Regions from separate parts of the Homo sapiens genome. Here region 2 is linked to region 1. Evidence: read pairs that join two places in POLR2A ChIA-PET (ENCODE). Cell type or tissue: Panc1. All regions are shown on one strand. Each heading gives the region's core, and the rest is flanking DNA. Links, peaks and the distances in the headings are about the cores only. Region 1 overlaps EPS8 (EGFR pathway substrate 8, signaling adaptor). Region 2 overlaps PTPRO (protein tyrosine phosphatase receptor type O).

Region 1 (11,576 bases), core at 1,118-9,117:
ACCTAAGGATGAATTCCAGGTTTTATTTAGGCACCTAACTCTGTTATGATTTAATTTCTAGAAAAGCAATTAAAGCAAGAGCTTTTCGTGAACAGTAATGTCTGATTTAACTGGGGTTATTGCCTCACGTCCATGCTTTAGCGTATTGTTTTTTCTCTGGGATTTGAAAACAGAATTTGTTGTTATAATAACAATAGGTAGTTAAACATATACTACCAAAATACCAGCTGACTTTATCAAATGTAAATTTCCTTCATTTTTTTTTGTGTTACTTTCACTCTGGTTGTTATGGTACCTTTGTTTTTAGTATAAACTTGTACTCATATTTCATAGTCCACCTGAACCTCTCAAGTTCACATTAGAGGTGACTTGAATTTTTCATCTGGGTTTTTCATTGACAAATATTTCTTAATGTTTAGACAATGAAAATATGCTACAGAAAAATGGCAGACTAAGCATATACATTTGTTTCATTTTTTGAAAAATTTTACTTGAAGTTCTGGGATACATGTGCTCAATGTGCAGGTTTGTTACATAGGTATACGTGTTCCATTGTGGTTTGCTGCCCCTGTCAACCCATCACCTAGGTGTTAAGACCCGCATGCATTAGCTATTTGTCCTGATGCTCTCCCTCCTCTTGCCCCACCTCCATCTGACAGGCCTTGGTGTGTATTTTTTCCCCTCCCTGTGTCCATGTGTTCTCATTGTTCAGCTCTCAGTTATGAGTGAGAATATGCAGTGTTTGGTTTTCTGTTCCTGTGTTAGTTTCCTGAGGATGATGGCTTCCAGCTTCATCCACGTCCCTGCAAAGGACATGTTTTCATTCCTTTTTATGGCTGCATAGTATTCCATGGTGGTATATGCATTTATTTCACTTCCTCCAAATAAAATAACAGTAAAGGGATTTTTAAATGCAGAAAGCCAGTGAGACAAAGGGACTCTATAAAGCCTGTGGATAATTGTGATTAACCTAGAAGTCCTTACATGCTGAAACCTAAGCTACTATTGAGAGACATTGAGAAGCAACCTTATTTTCATTTCAGAACCTCCAACTGACTCAACAGTGAGAGTGAGGCTAAGAATAGTAGGATTTATTAGTCATGTGTTTAAAGTGAACTTGGATCCCAGATGCCTCCTCACACTCCAGTAAAACCAGTAGTTTATTCTGTGGAGAATGTGAACTAGAGAACTCGGTTGGGGATACCAAGGTACAGACAGAGGGTGAAAGATGAAATGAAATGCTTAGTAAACAGTAAGACAACCCTGGCTGACTTCTTCCACTTATTGCCAAAGTTTTGGCAGTCAGCTTTACATTCTCTAAACATGGAATGGGAAGATACTTCCTTGGAGAACCTGACTGATCTATGCAAAAGACCGATAGACACTGATGGCTGGGGTCTGCCAGCAGGACTTCTGTGCAGTGAAGCCCACTTGTTCACAAGCCCCACCCATGGACACTGACTTTCTTGCCACCTTTTTAGGGCTTCATCTTCAATATGAGTAATAACCAGTAATCACCTGATATTTAAAGCAATTCAGAAGCCAAAACAAACCTAGCGAAAACAAGGAAATTGTCATAAAGAGACAATGAAGGGAGAAGAAAACTTAAAAATATTATCATGGATATTCTCAGAAAGATCAGAGAATATACTGTAATCAGAAAATAAGTATAGACACTAAAAGAAAAGGAAGCTTTAGGTTCTAAAAATGTACTCCTGAAAAATGGAACTGATAGAAGAAATAAGAAACTCAAAATGTTTTTTGAATATAAAGAAGAGGAAGCTACCCAGAAAGTAGAAAAAAAAATTACAAAATGAAAAACAAAAGAGAAAATACAAAAGTAGAGACTTAGACCAGGAGGTCCTACTCTGAGCAACTGAATTTTTTAGAAAAAGGAAAAGTATATATAGCAAGGAAACTATCAAAGAAATAGCAAAAGAAAATTTCCCGGACTTTAGGAAAATGATTTTCAAGTTTGAAAAGGCCTATTGTGTTTCCAATATGCTGAATTTTTCAAAAAACACCCATACTAATGTATAGCACCATAACATTTCAGAACATCAGGGGTAAAAATGAAGATCCTAGACTCCAGACAGAAGAAAACAGACAGGCTCTATACAAAAAATTGGGAGTCAGAGTGGCCCCTAACATTCAGCAGGGGTCATTGAAGACAGAACCACAAGGGCTTCAAAATTATGGGGCAAAAAAAAAAAAAAAAAAAAAAAACCAAACCTCTTTCAATCTACAATTTGAAACCAAGACAAACGGTCCATCATGTGTAAAGGTAAAATAAACACATTTTTCATCATATACAGTTTCAAAAATGTACATTTCTAATGCTCTTTCTTAGGAAGTCCCTGAAGTATGTGCCCTACCAAAATAAAAAAGTAAAAGCATGGAAAGAGGGAGGTCCAGGATCCAGGAAGTAAGGCTCCAAGACAGGGGGAACGTGAAGGGGATACACAAGGTGGTGAGGAATGTGGATCCCGTGATGAAAGCTCTTCGGAGCCTTAGAGAGTAATCAGTTCAGAGTGGAGCAGTCATATATCTGGGAAAGAAGCCTGCAGAAAGACAGAAATGTTAGAGTAATGATAGAATGGGTGGTGCTTCAATGTATTGAAAGGAGGGCTCCACTTCTGGTGGTGTAAAGTAATAAAATTAACGAGGGGGACATAGGATCACTAAGAGTTGGGGGGAAAGATAATTATTAACAAACAGAAGACAAATATATAAAAATGGAAGGGTATTCTTAGTATACTGTGAATAGCATTTACATAGATTCAATAAGTAAACACTGAATTTTAGTCTCACAAAAATGTGGTGTATCTGTAATTCGTCCTCTGTGATATGATTCTCACTTCATCTCCAACCTCATCCCTCATAACTTCCTGCCAAACTGCTGACAGTTTCCTAAGTGTCCAAAGCCATCTCCTGCCTTTGCTCTTCTCTTTTGCCTTCTGGCTTACTCAGCTCCTGCATCACAGCCTGTGAAGGAAGGCAGTTATGAACCGAATGTCTCCCGCTTCCAGCCCTAGGCGCAGGCCTTGCATACTGTCTTTCTACTTGCCACATTGTACTATAAATGATCCTTTTGATGTCTCTCTGCCCCATTATACTATATATTTCTAAAAGTCATTATCTTTCTTTTTTGTTAATTTTTTTTTATTGGTAGAAATGGGACCTTACTATGTTGACCAGGCTGGTCTTGAATTCCTGGCCTCAAGCAATACCCCCACCTTGACTTCCCAAAGTGTTGGGATTACAGGCATAGTAAATCACTGTGCCCAGCCTCTCTTGCCTTTTTTGGTCTAGTCATTCTTTCAGGGAGATTTTATCCTCTAGATCCACCCCTAATCTAGTTGCCCTTGAACTTCACACTTTGCTGTCTTCTATTGCCTATAATGTGGTCTTTTCTTAAAGATGCTTTTTCTTTCCCCTAAAATTTCTTTATAAGCAGTGAAGCTTCAAGGAAAGTTTGTCCTAGCTTTTCTGTGAGTTGGATGAGGTGCTAGAGATTTGTTTTCTTAGTAGGATTACCTACTGACAATCTGGCTTGTTTTTTTTATATTCAGCCAAGTGTAGACAGTTAGTGGAACTGACTTTTTTGTTTGGTCTTGACTCTTCTTTATTGCATCACTTTCTAGCAGCCTATTAGGACTGCCTCTATTCTTGAAGATAAATGAAAAATACTATTTTGAAAAGAGTGCATTTTTATCTTTGTGGGCAAAATGTTAAGAGGCATAGGATAATAGGAAGAAGGAACAGTTAAGAATTGAGGGTTTTAACTTACCTGCTTAGTCGTGAACTTTTCATAGACATAAAGTTATACATTTTGCTCTTGATACAGTCTGATACCTAGAAAAGTATACAACGTATTCTGTTAGAAAGCAATTACATTCCCCCATATAATCATTCTGCTGGCCATTGGATCTGTAAAACCATGTATTACTAAAATAGAGCAGACAAATTGAAACAATGGATAATCCTTGATAAGATATAATACCTCTGTGTTCCCTTATCAAAACAATCAATGTTAGAATATTATGGCAGGCAGGAAGAGAGGAAGTTGAGATAAGAAATAGTGACTATCAATAAAATATATGAGAAGTAGTTTGGGGGTAGTGTAAGTATGTGCATTATAATACACTAGAAAGATTTAGTTAACCTTTAAAAAAATAGAATTCTTATGCTTTTTAAAGAGTCCCATGTGGTTTAACAATTAAGTTTTTACTTGTAGTAATATTCGGGAGATGTATTTATGATTTAGAGAAGTGGGATGAATCAGTACAGCAGTTGCCTAAAGATACCATTTTCCACTTCGTATGTTGTAAGCATTTATAAAGATATATTGTACACTTTAGAAAAGATTGATCCTCTTAAGGAGCTATACGGAAATGCAGTGAGTCACCTGCAGTATTTTGTTTGCTGCTTAATGTCCTTTGCTCTAGGTGATGCAGAGGAAGGTAATCATGTGGTGACAGGGTGGTTAAATATTAAAATATTATATCTCATCCTTGGGTTACAGCTCTTCTTGCTGTACCTGTAATGTTTTATGATTTACTATTTTTAGATGCCATTTAATACACCAGAATGAAATTTGAATTCAGGCGTTTCAGTCTCATTAAAGATGATATTACCAATGTTTCTCTTCTCCTGGTCCACCTCCTTCCCCAACTCCCAGCCTCTGCTAACTACCATCCTACTTTCTACTTCCGTGAATCCAACTTTTTTAGAGTCTGCGTATAAGTGAAATCTCTGTGCCTGGCTTATTTCACTTAACAATGGGTACACAGTTTCAGTTAGGAGAAATAAGTTCTGGTGACCAATTGCACAGCACAGTGACTATAGTTAATACTAATGTTTTGCGTATTTCAAAATAGCTAACAGAGAGGGTTTTAAATGTTCTTACCACAAAGAAATGATAAATATTTGAGGTGTTGGATATGCTAATTAGCCTGATTTAATCATTTCATAGTTATACATGTATCAAAGCACTACATTGTACACTATAAATATATACAATTATTATTTGTCAATTAAAAACAAAACAAAACTTTTAAAAAAGATGTTTTTAGAGTATGTTTTTCCATCTTCCCACCCAGCTGGTTTATGTCAGGCCCTGGTAGGTCTTTTTCTGTTTGCTTTTGTAAAGTATGTTGAGCTGTACTAATTTAGCATGTGGTGCTGTTATGGAAAAAGGATATTTAGCATTAAAAATATATTTAATCCTAGTTTTCTCAGTAAATACTCTTCCTTTCCAAAAACTAGCATTTTTAATACCTTATTTTAAGAAGAGTTGATTAGAATAAAGAATATAATTGCACATCCGAGCAAATAAAACTGAAAACTTTTGGCAAGCACACAGTGGTCAAACTATCACACAATGGTGTAACTTACTGAAAAAAAAAAAGGGATATAAGTCAGTCAGATCAGAGTTTGAGTTCTGCTTCTAATTTTAGCTTCTTCTGTTACTGAAACAAGAAAAGTTCCTTTGTCCCCCTCGCAGGGCATGCAATGTCGGTGTGGCTTGTTTCTTCAGTGCCCCGCTGCTCAGACCTCTAGGGGAGCATGCAGACTGGCAGGCTGTGAGGTTCCAATCCCACAGCAGTGTCTAGGAGTGAATGTTTACAGATGAAGCCCCCGTGGGCGAGTGTTACAGGGTGCTCTTTTAGTTTTGCTGTCTATAGACAGCTTGTGTTAACCAGCTCAATTAGATCCTCTACCTTATTGCAAGGACAGGGGGTTTTCTGTATCCTGGGGTTATTGCCTTGGCGTATGGGAAGAATCGGATCACACGTGGGCTTAGAGAATGAGTGCAGGGTTTTATTGAGTGGAGGTAGCTCTCAGCAGATGGGGGAGCCACAAGGGAGAATGGTTTTCCCCTGGAGTCCGGCTGCCCCTGCTAAACTCCAAATTCCGCGTCATTCTGCTGGTTAGTGGCCTGCAGCATGCTAGTGCCTGTTGGTGTGTTCCTCTGCCGATGTGCCCCTCTCAATGTCCAGCTGCTTATGTGCCTGCCTGCTAGGTTCTCAGGGTGTTTATAGGCACAAAATGGGGGCGTGGCAAGCCAGGCTGGTCTTGGGAAATGCAACATTTGGGCAGGAAAACAAAAATGCCTGTCCTCATCTAGGTCCATGGGGGTGGAGCCCTAACCAGTGACCCCGCCTTCCTCTACCCAGCACTTCCTTTCCCCACTTCTGTATTATTTAAAGGGACCACTCCCTTCCCTTCCGTATCATTACCACTTAGGCAAATGACTTAACCGCCTTGAGGCTGTCATCTCACCCATAAAATAGAGCCAATAACTAGCTGATAATGTTGTTTTAAGGATAAAGTGAGGTGATATTTGTAAAATGTCTTATGAACTGGGGGCTCATTAAATGTTTTCTTTCCCTTTCTCCTTTGTGTTCACTTCTGCCTATGATTTTACCTTAGATGCAAATAAGACATTACTTTTCAGTCATTCATGGTACTATGTGATTTTATTAAGCTTCAAAATACCACACAAATGGCAGTCTGTTTGTTTCAATTTCTTCATCTATAAAATGAGAATGAAGAATAGTACTTCCTTCAAAAACTAATGTCAAGATTAAGACAATAGAATGCATTTAGCATGATACCTGATGCAGAGTTAAAACTCAATAAATAGAAGTGATTCTTTTTAAAATTAGCATAGTTTCCCAAGTCAGTAAAATATCAAAACATTTTGAACTGAGATATTAGTAATTTCCATGTATAGTATAGCATCCAGTAGTACATGTGTGCTGATGATGTCATCATAGCAACTCAGGGAATAGACAAGAACTGGAGGGAAATATAATAGTAGTATTAGAATATGTCTATGCCTCTTTTCTTTATTAGCCCTTCCTATGAACACCATCACAATAGCAAACATAATTAGTGCTAAAGTAGTTCTTTCTAAAGTTGCATATTAAATTTTGTTATAAGTAGTTTTCTTCAGCCACTTGTTAACCAAACAACATTCTGATTTGATCATAGACTTTTCCCAAAATTATGTTCTGATTTATAAACAGCTTAAGAATTTTGTCATAAAGAAAGAGGAACTAAGTTAACTATTTTAAGTGATTTTATTGTGTTGACTTAAAGGCATAAAACTACTCCATTTACATTGATACTGGTGTTGAGAAAATACTGTTCTTCTATATGGTCTAGAAATTGTGATACCTTCACAGGCATTAACCACATTATTGTTACAAGAACTTAATATCCTTATTAGTTTTTTGAGTTTATTCACACATAAAAATTCTTTGTTAATTGATATTTGAAAAAATAGCATAGAAAAATACATGGTGCCGTCTTTACCAATGGTACTGGAAAGAGATATTAAAACGTGATTGCTCTAGAAGACATTGCAGGAGACAAAATGTGTGATGATTTAAGAGGTTTAAAGAAGATTTTTTTTTTAATGTTTGAAACAAAATCATTGTTAGACAATGTCACAAAGTATTGGTGGAAATTAAGTTTCACTGATCTTTTAGTGAAAATCCTAAGTAATGATAATACCCCCTCCCACTTGGTTGTAACTTAGACTGGGAGACATAAATTAAATTAAATTGAAACCTAGACATAGATGTTTCAATATCATATCCAAACACACAAAAACACACTTCTGTAGATAAAAAAATCTGTGATATTTTCTGAGAACACAAGTCATTTGAAGGACAGTTAAATATGCAGAGAGTTACTAATTATGTGGCAGCAAGATTGGGTAAGTAGTTTTCTAATATTGAGTCATGACTACATACTCATCTACCAATTTGAAAATTGATATGAGATGCAAGCAAGAGTAAAGAAAAGGAATCTAAAACTTATATTTGAGGATCTTAAAACCTTCTGATACAAATTTAATTTGCTGAGTTAACCTTATAGCCTTGTTTATTTCTTCTTAGTCATTTTTTATATATTCCATTTCCTTTCTTTTTGAAAATTATAGTGTGTTACATTTTTCATTCGCTTAACTTAGATCTTAAATTTATCATTTGTATCCTTCTAATTGCCAAAGAATTTTATTTTCTGTAGAAAATAAAGATAAAATTATAGTAACTACGACTTACTAAAAGTGTTTTCATAAGGAAATTGATGCTGTTACTTAAAATCAAATATAGCTGACCCTTGAGCAAATGCAGGGATTGGGGTGCTGACCCCCACTCAGTCAAAAATCTGTGTATAACTTTGACTCCTCTAAAACATATACTAATAGCCTACTGTCTACCTAAGATCATATAAATAGTTGATTAACGTATTTTGTATATGTATTATATATTCTAAAATAAAGTAAGCTAGAGAAAATACTTAAGAAGGAGAAAATATGTTCACTATTCATGAAATAGAAGTGGATCATCATGAAGGTCTTCATCCTTGTCTTCATGTTGAGTAGGCTGAGGGAGAAGAAGTGGAGGGGTCGGTTTTGCTGTCTCTGGGTGGCAGAGGTGGAAGAAAATTTGCTTGTAAGTGGACTCTGCAGTTCACCCTCCTCTTGTTCAGGAGCCAACTGTAGGTGGTAGCTATTATGATGGCTTTAGTGTATACTTTCAGCAGAATTATGTAGTTAGTGTGATTAACTGCATTTGTGAGTCATTAAACTTAAAAGCGATTAAAAAAACCTTTGTCTCTTTAGTTTTTAGGTTGCTTTAACAGTTTATAAAAATAAAAACACTTAATTTTTCAGTTAGAGTTGATCATTATTTTAAATTGTGTATATGGGTATAAACTGGGTATGTCTTAAAAGCCTAATGGAAAAAAAGACAAACATTTGTAATTGTTTCCTCCGCATGGTATACACTGCAATCGCTCAAATTGGGTATTTGAAAGCCTCCATATTTGCCACATGAGCCGCCGTGATAAGTGAAACTGTGATTGCCAAATGACAAAAAGTTTCTATATTTAAAATTCAATTTAGCAAATTGCCATTTTCTATCCCCTTTTCTAATGTTCTCTTATTCTAACAGATCACTATTTTAAAACAAAAGAGAGACCATGCATTTATTTGATTGTCATGAAGAATTAAACATGAAAAGATGAGATGCTGTGGCTATCACTTTTCATTAAAACCAGCTGCTGTGGTTTTAAAACGCAAACCAGATCAAAATCAGCACAAACCCTGGGGGTTTAATTTATATACTGAATGAACCAGCTTGCTTTGAAAGAACACTTCTTTTTTTTTCAGTTTTGGAAGAAACTTGCACATCTATCTCATTTCATCTTTACACTAGCACTGTGAGCTCGGAAGACGAAGAATTATCTCTATTTTACTGACGAGGACATTGAGACAGAGGCCAGAGGCTTAATTGACTTTCCTAGCCCAGTTAGTGCCAGGAATAGTGTTAAAATTCCAGACTATCTCTAGTTCCATAATGTTATTCCAGGCCTCTGTTCTGGCCCAAATTATAGAACGTAGCAATGATGTGCTGCAGTTGGATCCTTAGCCAATCGTGAAGAATTTAGGAATTTTGTAAGCTGCTGTTAAACCACTGACTGCTTGAAATTGGCCATGGTGGGAATATTTATACCATGGAAAACAATAAGCACTACAAATCAGGCCCTCTGCCTTGTCCCACCCTGAGAATTGGTTTACCAGCACACCACTGATTGTATCCAAGTGTAAACTGAAGAAGGAAAACAACAAAAATGGAGCACAGCAATGTAATATACATGTAATTTTATAAGTACATGCATGTATAGGGCAGAGGCCGATCTTTCTTTGCTTCTTAATTTATAAATGTGCTTTTAAGCAGTGGATAGGAAAGCTTAAATTAAAGTCCAGTGTTTTGAGGGCCATTCTTACCCATTTTTTTAAGAACTAGGTCAAGTCCCAGCCCTTCCAGAAAGTAATGACAGTCTTCATGGCCTTTTCCCTCTCCGAACTTCTAGCAGATTTAAAATAGAGCTACATATGTTGGGACTTAATTCCTTACTATTTGTTTTACATGAATTAACTTTGTTTCCCTAAGAATACAATAAACTCTTTGAAGAGTGGGACATGGATTTCCTTCTTTCTTTCTTTGAATAAATATTTAATGAACACCTATTCTGTGCCTGGTACCCTTCTTCTTATTTGAAAAGCAGAAGTCATCAAACAAAAATTCAAGCCTTTTGGGGGCTAAGAGTTTAGTGAAGAGTCAGGTATTAATTTAAGTAAAGGAAAAGTTATGAATGTGATAAATGCTTTGAAAAATTGTCTATAGTATGGAGAGTGTCTGATAGTGGGATTTTATCTATCCAGGACGGTCAGTAAAATCTTCCCCTGAGGACATTGTGATTGAACTGAGATCTGAAGAATGAGACAGAATTAACTCGAAGTGACCAGATCTTGAATATTATTTCTTTATGTAGGCTTTCTGTGCTCTTCCAATCAGAGTTAAGTTCTGTTATTATTTGCATCCGTGTTATGATGAATGTTCCCTTTGTAATGATAAGTACAACTTAAAATTTTACACTTATTCATTATCTGTTTCCCCCCACTAGACTGTTGGCCCTATAGTTGGGACCATGTCTGTTTGGTTCACTTTGGTGGTCCCAATATCCATCACAGGACCTGAAACTTAATAATCAATATTTGTTCATGCTTTCACCCCCTTGGCCCATAAAGCTGGGGTATGTCCTGCCTAACTCACAGTTATTGAGAGGACATAGTAATATAATATATTTGAAAAGACAAAATTCAGAAAACTAAGGCAGGATCCAGGATAGCTTAGTGACACAAACCCGGAGAGGACCAAATATCCAGGAGTGAAAAGAAACAAATTGGGTACAGCAATGTTATCTAGAAGAAAGAAAAGGCCATTCCATTTGGTAAAGAGGAAGTTTTACTAATTATTTGTCTTGTTTGAAGGAAGTTTGTTCAATCTGTAAAATAGATTTAAAAATGGTTTTTGAGGTTAAATATCTGATATTGATTTTTAAAGTTATTTTCTTGTGAAAAGTAAAAGAAGTGTGTAAATGAAAAGTTTCTTGAAAAAAGGATGTGTCCATGTGCATTTGTGCATTTGACAAAGCACATGTTGTCAAATGTGCTTTGAAGGAAAGAAGAAATAAAAGAAGGAAGGGAGGAAAGAAAACCACTTGTAGGCAAAAAGACTGCAAGGTAACTGTTACCTGGTTCTCTGTAAATGATAGGGCTCTGGGTGATACTTTTTGCTTTTGTACTTTTCTGTATTTCTCAACTTTTTAAATTAAATGAGTTTATATTACTTTTATAATGGAATAGTAAACAAAATAACATCTCATAAAATTGATAGTTGATTATGAGTTTGGGCAGAATGTAGAATTATGTCTATATGCTTTGAGAACTCAGAACTATATTTTAGATTTTTCTTTTGTTCACCTAAATCTGCTTATAATTTTAGCATATTAATTTTAAATGCCAGTTGGATCTTTGTTTAAATGTTCATCTATACCTCTGGGGCCTGAGCTCTTTGAGGGTGGAGATCTTTATCTTTGCATTTCTACTATAATTCCTGGCAGCAACACATATTTGTTGAATGAATAACTTTTGAAACTGAGATGTCTTGACCTTTTTATTGCCTTTAATCTATGTGTCTTTCTTTTTTTAGAAC
Region 2 (11,576 bases), core at 1,250-9,249, 85 kb after region 1:
ACCATTTTTAACTCTAGCACTTTAAAAATGCCATTTCATTGATTTTTGGCTTTCATCGTTCCTGATGACATGGCAGCCATCATTCATGCTTTTCCCTTTGGCTTTTTTCAAGGTTCTTTTTGGTATCTTTCATTTTCAACAGCTTGATTATAAAGTTAATGTGGTTTTCTTGGTGGTTTGCCTATTCAGGGTTCATTGAGTTTCTGGATGTATGAATCAATGTTTTCTCATCATTAGAAGGCATTTTCCTCTGATATTTTTTCTCCTCTTTTCTCTTTTTCTCTCCTAAGCCTCCTATTACATACATACATATTAGGCCATTTTATATCATCCCCCAAGATGCCTGAATCTCTGTTAATTTTTAAAATATATATGTTCCCTGTTATTTAGATGCTAAAATTTCTCTCAATATTCAGATTCACTAGCTCTTTTTTTAAATCTGTGATCTTCTCTTTTCTATTAAGCCAATCAAGAAAATTTTTCATTTCAAGTATTGTGTAAGTTCTAGAATTTACATTTAGTTGGTTTATACAGCTTCCATTTCTCTGCTGAGACTATTTGTTTACTCATAAAATAATATATTTTCCCTTAATTCTTTGAACACACTTTCTTTTATTTCCACAATGCACAAAGGCTACTTTGCAATCTTCATCTGCTAAGCTTAACATTTGATCCTTCTCATGCTCAGTTTCTGCTTATTGCTTTCCCCACTAACATTGGTCCTATTGTCCTGTTTCTTCGTGTGTGTCCTAATTTTTTATTATATATTTAACATTGCAGATGGTATGTTTCAGATATTCTAGAATATGTTATCTTTCCTTGAGGAATGTTTATTTTTGTTCTAGCAGGGAGTTCAATACCAGCTGATCACTTTAGAATTGTATAGGCTTGGTTTTATGCTCTGTTAGAATGAATTATAGAAAGCAAAATGTTTTTTGCGAGAGCCTCTAACTTAATGGGACTCGATCTAAAAACTCTCCTTTGCAAATCTTGTCAGGGCATGGTTCTAGGCTTTGTTTGTACCTGAGAAGAGCAGCTTTTACTCTAGGCTCCTTAGTTCTAAGTTCCTTTTTGCATTTTGGATGAATACCCGGGATATTTTTAATCTTAGCTGAATTTACATCCCAGGTTGTTAAAAGGTGCCGAACAAATCTCACTTTTGCTGAGCTGGACTGCCAATGTCCCTTGCACAGCTACCCTGGTAGCTCTAGTCCACTCTCAGCCTTGTAGCAATCACTGTTTGGTAGGCCTCGGGTGATGTTGCCTATGCCAAGGATGGGGGGTGGATCTACTTACAGATTTCTGTGGCCACTCTGCACAAATCCGTCCACCCTTGTGCCCCTTTTTAGAAATTTCAGGCACTTCAGGTGAACTGAATTCTGGTCTTTGCCTCTTCAGTTCAGTGGGACTATCTTGTTCTGCTTGAATTATAGCTTGCTGCTCTGAGGTTGCAGAATTGTCCCCAGGCGGAGAGCCGACAAGTTTTCCTTATCCCAGATATGATAGTCTCGTACTGCTTGTAAAAGGGGACCAATAGATTTTATCTCTTTCCCTCTCCTTAATAGGCACTGGGTCATGGGAAGCTAATGTGAGAGGTACTCTAATCACTTAAAACTCTTCACACTTTTCTCTAAGAAAATTTATAGGAAATATGGGATTCACTTGTTTTCTAAAATTAACTTTATAGAGGCTGCACTAGGGCTTGGGTGGAGATCTCACCAGGTCTGAGTCTTCTCACTTTCTTCTCAATGCTTGCATAAGGAAGGTGGAACAACATTAGAAAATTGTAGAGAGCCCATAAAGGAGTTTATATGAAGACTGGTTGTTTCTAAGTAGGAGACAATGTTCATTTAATAAACATTTAGCACATGTTTTCTTTTAGAATTGGATATTCAAGGGAAAACCTGGACAGGGTCTCTGCCTTCAAGGAACGCACACAATCTAAAGAACCGTTGCAGTTTGCCTTATTTATCCCGGAATCTAGTTTTACTGATTTCTTAGGACAAGATTACATCCTAAAACTAGCAGTGCTGACTTCCCAGACACTGTAATTTTACGCTGTGACACTTAGTTTTTCCCAAAGGGCATGGCCTTAACTTAGTAACTAGCATGAAAGATGTTCAGAGGGTTGTACAAAGGGCCCTTAGGAATGGATTGGGCAAGGAAGGCATTTTATCTTCTGTAATACCACCTTTCTCTTGCATACTTATTAAAAAAACTAAAATAAAACATAAAATACTTATAAAGCCATGGTTGCTGCAAGTGACTTCCAGAGAAAGGGTGCATTCTCAGCAGTTCTGGGTTCTATATGGGAATTTCAGTTTGTATGACGTGTTTCTTTTTCCCCACGCATTCTCTCTCCATCATCTTTGTTCCCCAATCCCTTCTTTTCTCCTCCATTTTTAAGACCTACTCCCACATCATCTCACAGCCCCTTTACTTGCCTCTTTGTTCCTTTCTATCCTCAGTTGAGGACAGGAAAAGAAGCCAGTGTTCTGAGAGCAGTTTTTCGGGAAATGCTCAGTTGTTTTTTGTTTTTGTTTTTATTTTGAGTGGGGGGCGCACTTGGCAGAACTATCTTCTAATACCCAAATGTTCAGATTTATCTCATCACGTTTGTGAAAGAAAGGTTAAAAAATGAAAAGTTAGTATAATTCTGATAAGATAGCATTACTAAGAACTACACAATTAAACGTGAAGGTGAATTGGAGGAAGATGTGGCTATTACGTGCTCTGAGAGAACTAAGGTCCCGGATGTGGATTTCTGTATGAACTGGTTATCTTAACAGTTGAAATGCCTTCGAAAGAGCTTTGGGCACATCACCTTGAGCTTGGTGCTGGAAGGAGGTGTGCGATGAGCCAGGACTGCTGAGGGGCCCAGATGGTCCTGGTCCAGGCGGCTCTCACGGCTCTTTCCTTCCTGACTGTAGTCCCAGGCAGTTGGCCCAATTCCTGCTCCATTTCTGGGCTGCCTCGGGTGGGAAAGCTCTGCATATGGAGTAGAATATAATTTCCCCATGTTCAATCATTCCTGTTTCCTCCAAAAATGAAATGAAGGCCCTTTCAGCCCATGGAAAAATGGAATAAAGCACACATGCATACACACACACACACACACGCACACGCACACGCACACACAAACTGGCCAGAAATTGAAATCTCTAGATCTTTCACAGTTTGTCCTGTTTCATTGTTTCTTACTCTGAACTGGTACCATATGACAAGGCCTTCTGCCCTCCCATCTATTCTAAGGAAAGGGAAACAGGAACTGAATTCATGTGTGCTGAGCACTTTCACATATATCCCACTTTATAAGAGAGGAAATTGAAACCCAGATAAGTTAGGTAGCTTGTAAAAGATTACAAAGTGGACAACTGAATTTGGACTCAATTTCTTGGACTTCTATATATCATGCAAACTTTTTTTCTCTCATGTATTATATAGGTCAGTGTATACAACAATTTAAGCAGAAAAAGCACTTTTTTAAAAAATGAAATTTTATATAGTATGCCTCCATATAACACAGGTAAAATCAGCACTGAAGATGCAGAGAGGAGTCCGGGAGCTTTATTTGGAAATCTCTGGACCTTGGAACTCCAGGTCCCATGAAGGCCCTTGCGGGTGGACATGAAGGTAGACTGGACAGTGGTTGTTCCAGGCAGCAGTTGAACCAGGAGATATAATTCTCAGTTGCAAAGGTCATTTGCATCTGTGGGGAATTTCAGATGACTGACCACCTCCTCAAAGCGCTATTTTGTTTAGATAGAAAAATTAGCTTTGGACGTTCTCTCATAGGTCCACATTTATGCTTTGGAATCGACATTACATAAAATACCAAGAAATCAGGGCAAAAATTACTGGATCTTAGTCTCAACCCTGCTCGTAATAGCCAGGCCCAAACTAGGAGTAGATATACATTTGCTTCAAGTTAATCTGTGGTGTGGTTTATTCAGTAAACACAACGACAGTGTCCTCTCCAGCTCTTAGGAGGTATGTGGGAAAAGGATTGATTTGTCTTTCACTAGTGAAGGAACCTAGCAGCAGAGCTATTGGAACATAGGCTAAAAGAGGCTAAGACAGGTGCCATGAGCTGTTGCTAGCTCATAAAATATAGCTCTTCTGAGATCACACCACTGCACTCCAGCCTGGGCGACAGAGCGAGACTCTGTCTCATACACACACACAAAATACAGCTCTTTGCAAGGTAAGCAGGTCATGGTGTTAATAGCCTGTAGCAACCTCGTATCTTGCAGTATATAAGTAAGGGCGCACTTTTTATTAGGAAAACAGCACAGGGAAGTTAGTCTATTGCCTCATCTCCAAAACCAATCTTATTATAGGATGGAATTTGGAAGTCTGGGTAATTTGTTTCATTTGCATTGCAGCAAATGGAAAAAAAAAGAATGAGAAAATGACTATTGTTATACCTTGGTGACAGCGCAGTGGATTTACAGAACGCAAATTAAAACAGATATCTGAAATTGCCTGGATGCTTCCAAATTCTTTTATTATTTTTTCCAACTGAGTTTTCCACCCCAATATGTGACATGTATGTGCAAACAAAACTTCTGCCTCTTTTTTTTTTTTTGACGGAGTTTTGCTCTGTCGCCCAGGCTGGAGTGCAGTGGCGTGATCTCGGCTCACTTCAACCTCTGCCTCCTGGGTTCAACCGATTCTCCTGCCTCACCCTCCCGAGTAGTTGGGACTGCAGGCATGCACCACCACGCCCAGCTAATTTTTTTATATATATTTTTAGTAGAGACGCATTTTCACCATACTGGCCAGGCTAGTCTGGTGTTGAACTCCTGACCTCAGGTAATCTGCTGGCCTTGGCCTCCCAAAGTGCTGGGATTACAGGAGTGAGCCACTGCGCCTGGCCAAACCTCTGCCTCTTACGGGAGCTGCTGACTCCAAGTGTGGCAGCACTTCATGGGTTGGGTTGTTACTGCTGCTCTGGGAGCTGACCTTGTGTAGGGGGCATGCTCATGCTAAGGGCGCCCATGTGGGACTGAGAAATCAAAGGGGCACACTCACTCTGTAGATGTCTTGGTACTGAAAGGAGTAGGTGGGTTTGGTGGCCTAAATGCACTAAGAGAGGGAGAGATTTGGAAATTTGAAGAATCATACTGCATTTATGCTATGCTGACTCTGCCAGGTTTTTGGCCGGTGCTTTACACAACCAGTTATAAGTTTTACCACAACTTGAAAACGTAGATATTATTTTTTTATTGTGGGAACACTTAGGCTGAGAAATAGTAGGTGACTTCTCAAGGCCACACTGCTAGTCAGCATAAGAGCACAGAGTTCTGTGACTCTGAAGACTATACTTTCTCAATTATGCCATTCTGTACCCTCAGACCACCAGGCACCATGCCAAGGGCTTTACATTTAATCCTCAGTGCAGCCCTGTGGAGGAGGCTCTTATTATTGCCATTAACAAACAAGGAAACCAGTTCACAGAGGGATTAAGTGGTGCTCACAAGCGGTGTCTGTTCACGCCAAGCATCTCTTCTTAACTTGACCCAGGCGTATGTACATATTAAGGTTTGTACAAATTGGCTGTCTTGTCTTAGAAGCAGTCAGCTCTCTAGATATAGTTTTAGTGCAAGGAATTTGTGCAGATTATCTGTACAGCTGCAGACATCTTCATGGAATGTAAATTAGGTGCTGACATTGCTTTTCTGGGAAACCCGCTAGCATAGATTACATACACTGGACATAAAACACACACATTGGTAATACATTTGCTAGTAAAGAATTGGAAATCCAGGCCTGGGAAATCCAGGACTCTTATCTGGAACACTAGCTTCTGCTTTTGCATCAAATGCCTATGACACAAGGTCATCCACATTGGGTCACAGACTATACCTCTTTTATATTCCAAGGTCTGTGACTGTGAGGGTAGCTGCCAGGGGAGGGGGTTCAGGTGTCACCCTGGAAAAACCCAGTCAGTCTAGGTCAGATACCAGCTTCAGATGCTCTTACCAAGTCTATTGAAGACTATCAGGATGGCCCTTAGAGACTGTGGGAGATTGGCTTGTAACAGGGTGGTATGTAATGTACTAAACTATTCCTGGTATTGTTTTCAGATCCTTACACATGTTATCTTCTGATGCCCTATGCAATGGACTGAATTTGCCCCCAAAATTCATATGTTGAAATCCTAATCCCTAATGTAATGATATTAGAAGGTGGGGCCTTTGGGAAGTAATTATATCATAAAGGTGGAACCTTCATGAATAGGATCAGTGCCCAGATAAAAGGAACCCCAGAGAGCTCTCTTGCCTTGTTTCTGCCATGTAAGCATACAAGAAGGCAGCTGTCTGCTACCCAGAAGAGGGCTCTCACCAGAACCGACCATGCTGGCATCTTGATCTTGGACTTACTGCCTCCAGAACCGTAAGAAATATTTAAAGCCACCTAGTTTATGGTGCTTTGTTACAGCAGCCCTGACTAAGACTCCCTATGTGAAAGCTACCATCAGGATGTCATTTCATAGATTAGATGACTGAGTTATATGTAGTCAGGAGCAGAGACTTAGCTCAAGCCTCTCTTCAACCACAGTCCCTTATTCTAAGCCCCTCTGCTCTGCTGTCCTGCTGGACCCTGTCCTGTGTCACTTCCCAAGTTCATTGGTTAAGGGGCAATATGATCTAATTTGGTTTTGGACATGAAGGAACCTTTCTAAGACCATCCTGTTTTATATTTATAAAGGATGTAGTGGTTACAGTTAACTTTTTCTAGTTTAAACTGCCCTTTGAACTTTTTGGTGCTCTTAGAACTGAACAAAAATATTTCGTGTCAGCTGGCTTTGAACTGTGACCATGGCCCTGGAACGCACCAGGACACGCACAAAATGTAAAGGATTGGGTTGCCCAGCATCACTCCAAACACCAAGCCTCATGGGCTCCTGTATGTGTGAGCTTTTGTTGATGTGAAACCACTTTGGGGTATATTGTTAATAGGAATCCAGGAGTCTGATTCAGAGGCAATGGCCTAGTGTAAGGGTAAGAAGTTCTAGTGGGTGTCCTGAGTCATGGTCTTATGATGGGGTGTGAAAAGCAATGACAACCAAAAGATCAGGAGAGATCTAACCTGGAGGAAAACAACTTATAAAGAAGAATTCATATATTTCTGTTAAAAAGTTTATTTATTAAAGGAACCATTATTGCTTTTGTGGCCTTTCCTGAACCCTTGTTTTGCATTGTGGGTTTACTTTGCTCTGCACTGCTTCATCTTTAACTGTCTTCTGGGAATTTTACTGGGCAGTCACACACCATTGCTCTGAAAACTTCCTATTGTAACTTAGATGGAACATTGTTGTAAAGGTTATCCTTGTGCTGCCATATTAGTTAAGGGCAGGTTGATTGCTGTAACTGACAATGACCAAGTTTCAGTGACAATGCAATAGAAATCTATTTCTTGATCACATAATGGGCCAATGCTACCAGATATCCCTGCCCCAAGTGGTGATTCAGGGACCCAGAGTCCTCCTATCTGTGGCACCACCATCTGTGTTGGGGTAGAGGAGAGGGAGAGAGAGAAAGAGACATACACACATTCACAGTCACACACACACAGAGAGAGAGAGACAAGAAAGAAGAGGGGTGGGGGAGGGTGGAATGGAAGGTTGCTCCTGGGTAATTTTCATGGTCCAGAGGCCAGGAAGCACACATTCCATTGCCCAGAACTCTGCAAAGGGTCTTGAAAAGTAGTCCCAGTATGCTCTGTTAGGTTTGCAGTAAGAGTAAATCCACTAGATTCTGCTGAGTGATACATGAGCTGGAGCTGTTTGTGGACATCTTAAGAGAAATGGTCCCCTTGGAAGGTGCCAAGAAGAATAGGTTCAGAAGGCAGGGTGGGAGGATTAGTCATCCATATGGGCCCCAGTGACTGATGCATACTGGGTGTTTCATGTTTGCTGAATGAGCAATGAATGTTCCTCTTTAGTATTGCTTAATGTGGCCCTATAGTTATTAGTACTTTAATATAGTAGTATAGTGTTTCCTGACCCTTCTAGAAAAAAAAGATCACCTATCCTTCCCTTGGACCTATATTGGATACTTTTTGTGTTTCTATCACGGTGTCTGTTACACTTTGTTGCCCTTATTTTTACTTCTGATTTCCCCTATTAGAATGTAAACTAGAAGCAAGAATCTTGTTGCATCCATCTTCATAGCCATAGCCCCTTCTACGGTGCCTGGCATGAAAGGTTCAATAAATAAATGATTTTCTTAGAAGGTTAGAGATTTACCATTTCTCAAATTGAATGTCTGCCCTCTATATTAAACACATTACCTGGAGATGAATCTATTAATTCCATCCTACTGCACTTTATCCATGCTAAGTATGAACGAGAAACAGCATGAAGTTGTGGGGGAAAAGGTTTAGGGCTGGGCAGAGCTGGCCGGGAATCCTGCTTCTGCCACTTTCTAACCCTGTAGTTGTAATTTAACTACGCTGCCTCTTCACCTTATTGTCTCTCAACTTCGTCACCTGGGAAATGAGTATTCTCACTTCCTAATGATGTTTTGAAGTTGAGGATATGAACATAAAGGGATTAGCACATTAGAAAGAAACCCCCATTGCTCCCTGAGTCAGGTGCCATCTCCTTTGCTGCCAAGTGAGAAGCCAGTCCGGTATTCAAAGCAGCCACAGAACCTGATCTTTTTTTTTTTTTTCCAAGATGGGGAAGTAGATTTGGGCTTCAAGCCTATGCCCATGAGGGGCACAGACTCATACATTCTTAATATTAGTAAGGTCCTTGGATGTGTAAACAAAAGAAAAAATGCTTTGCTACCTTAGAAGCAATTCCTCCCTCTAAAAGTGTTCTGTAGAAAAGAATTAGCCATCCACCAGGAACACGGTGGAGGAGACTCTTGTTATGAGCAGGAGGGCAGGACTAGTTTGGTGACTCTCATCAAGCAAGAGCGATCATGTCAGGCTTTCTAGTGGTTTATGAGTAAAAAAACAATGAACATTTGTTGTTTCTGTTATATAAGCCATTGAGGAAAATATTGAACATCATTAAATATGATGGCTGGTGAGTATGTCCAGAAGATATGTTGACGAAGTTTTGGAAGATATAAATAAAAATGTTGAAAAAGACTTGGCTAAGGCTTTCTTGAACATTCCAACAACAGTATTAAAACTGATTATATAGCCTATTTTTAAAAGCCTTCATATTTGTGCTTACCATAGGGCCTAGCATATTGCAAGTGGTCAAGAAACCTTAGATGGATTGATTGAGTGATTCCTACAATATGATTAGATAAACACACATTTGTTGACTGAGTGATTCAATAAATGACTTCCTTTACTCCAGATTTAATAGCCCCAGTTTTCCCAGGTTTTGTTATCATAACCTGTTATTTCTCCACATTTCCGGTGGTTCTAGTGACAATGTCTGGACAGCCTTCAGTCTGTTCATGACCCTCCTGTAATGCAACTCCCAGAGTTAAACCTTATACTTCATCTTTAATCCAGTGACCCACCAGGAAAAGGCCTTGTGATAATCACCAGATAAAACTAAAAGCAAAAAATCTTACTGTTCTGGAAGGCCAGGGGTCAGAGATGTCACAGCTGAAATTTCCTTCAAATGGTTCCAAATGAGGCTATTAAAAGTCAGGGGTGGAAGTCTGCAGGTTTTGCATGTTATATTTTGTTGCTTTATAACCCCTTTGGCCAAAGTGAATGTTATAATCAGCGATGGGCATGACTCTCAGACTTCATCGCTGTGCCAAGTACCAGACTAGAGATCTGTGAGCTAGGAAGCGAGCCAGCTATTTGAAGCACATTACATCAGACATTTCCTGAGGTGTAAAGGAAGGCCTCCTTGCTAGAAAGCAGGGAGAATTTTGGCTCTTAGAGGTTGGACTCAGTAACTTTAACTCCTTGGCTAAGGGCCAATCCTCTAGCAAGCAGCTATCAAGTAGCCTGCAGAAAATTCAAATCCAAAGCATCTGATCCTGCTTTGCCTGTTGACACCACAGCCTCATTTGAGAGCTGTGTCACCTTTTTGGGAGTAGGAACAGCTTTTAGGAAAGGAGAGACATTATAAAATCTGACATTAAAAAAAAGTAGTAACTTTTCTAGTTTTACATTTTGGAGGCAATGTTGTCTTTACAGTGGGAAATTGTAGACCCCGAATTAAAATGCTTTTCCAAAAAATGCTGTCATCCATCACTTTTTTCAAGTTAAACGAAATCATCATATGAAGTAATGGATATACTGCTGTCAACTATTACATTTATTAATTAGATCCTAATGGTAGTTTCTCAATTAACTTCATAAATTATCTTTTGCAGCCAAGGAATTTGATCTCAATAGCCCTCAAGGCCTGGTGTGGTGGCTCACACCTGTAATTCCAGCACTTTGGGAGGCTGAGGTGGGGGGGTCACCTGAGGTCAGGAGTTTGAGACCAGCCAGGCCAACATGGTGAAACCCTGTTTCTACTAAAAATACAAAAAATTCGCTGGGCGTGGTGGCACGCACCTGTAATCCCAGCTACTCAGGAGGCTGAGGCAGGAGAATCGCTTAAACCTGGGAGGTGGAGGTTGCAGTGAGCCAAGGTCACGCCATTGCATCAATACACCCCAGCCTGGGCAACAGAGAGAGGATCTGTCTCAAAAAAAAAAAGAAAAAAAAAATAGCACTCAAAATGAAATGTTTTGTAACGCTCAAGTTTTTAGATCTTTTTGTGTGCCATACAGGCTATTATGAACACATGCACTAAGGCCCCTGTGTTCTTTTAGAACAAAGCATTACTCAAATGAATTTTAAAAACCCTAGTTAATAATACAGAGGCTCTGGAAGCCTCCCTTCTGAATGCTTAAAGTTGGGTCCTGGTGTGGAAACAGAACTGGTTAGAGTAGCCTTACGGAACATACATGAGAGAACAAGACACAAAGCACCTTTGGGTCAATTATCGTATCTGATACTTCTTATACCTGTTGCAAGATATGGAGTTATGATTAGGTCATTCTTCAGTTTATTAACTGAGACCCAGGAGAGATAATTCCAAAGTCATTATCAGGATTAAACAAGTCTTTTGACAGACTGATGCCTTTTCCATCATAAACTCTACAAACTGAAGAGCAACAGTGTTCCAGAGAACAGTGTGACCTTCCTGTAGTTTTGACTCTAAGCCTTCAGTCTAAACTCTGGATACTTCCTCTTTCCTTTTGGGAAAATTGATCTGGCACTATTTGATCCCTACCTTGAAAGGGTGCTCAAGAAAAACATAAAATATTTATGAAGTGCTTTGTTTCATGGGAAGCAATGTTCCAGGATGCAAAACTTCTGTATGCTCTGAGCAGCAGTGTTGGAAACGTACTTCAGCTTACCATACATTGTATCAGCTCTTCCAAGGTTGCACATTTCACTCCTGACTGCCCATGTGTGAAAATCTAAGAATGTCACACATCCCTTTGCCACCTTTCATTAACCATGTTTGTTCCTGAGAATGGTGCGACACATTATTAAAATGTCCAAAAAGGGAAATAAAGGAGTCGGGGGTGAGAAGAAGAGGAGGAGGTGGTAGCAGGGAGGTGAGTAGGAACTGACAACCCCTGAGG

What was found. ChIA-PET counts read pairs that join two places held together with the same protein. Peaks named below come from ENCODE experiments on the same cell type or tissue, not always from the same donor. Only the 100,000 strongest peaks of a DNase experiment are listed, where the experiment ranks them.
Region 2: POLR2A ChIA-PET joins it to region 1 with 5 read pairs; 3 of 35 experiments call an interaction of 5 or more read pairs at or near these places.

What each region holds. Positions count from the first base shown.
Region 1 is chr12:15,682,970-15,694,545 of GRCh38, reverse strand. EPS8 (EGFR pathway substrate 8, signaling adaptor) reads left to right here. Exons shown (of 21, transcript NM_004447.6): 2 at 11,574-11,576. Among named protein-coding and RNA genes, the nearest start is that of EPS8, 100 kb to the left of the region's middle. In Panc1, for the core only: no CTCF peak of the experiment used is centred there; a DNase peak (open chromatin) is centred at 6,055; H3K4me3 peaks cover 1,583 bases; H3K27ac peaks cover 4,470 bases.
Region 2 is chr12:15,597,729-15,609,304 of GRCh38, reverse strand. It overlaps PTPRO (protein tyrosine phosphatase receptor type O), which reads right to left. Exons shown (of 27, transcript NM_030667.3): 27 at 10,974-11,576. Among named protein-coding and RNA genes, the nearest start is that of EPS8, 190 kb to the left of the region's middle. In Panc1, for the core only: no CTCF peak of the experiment used is centred there; no DNase peak of the experiment used is centred there.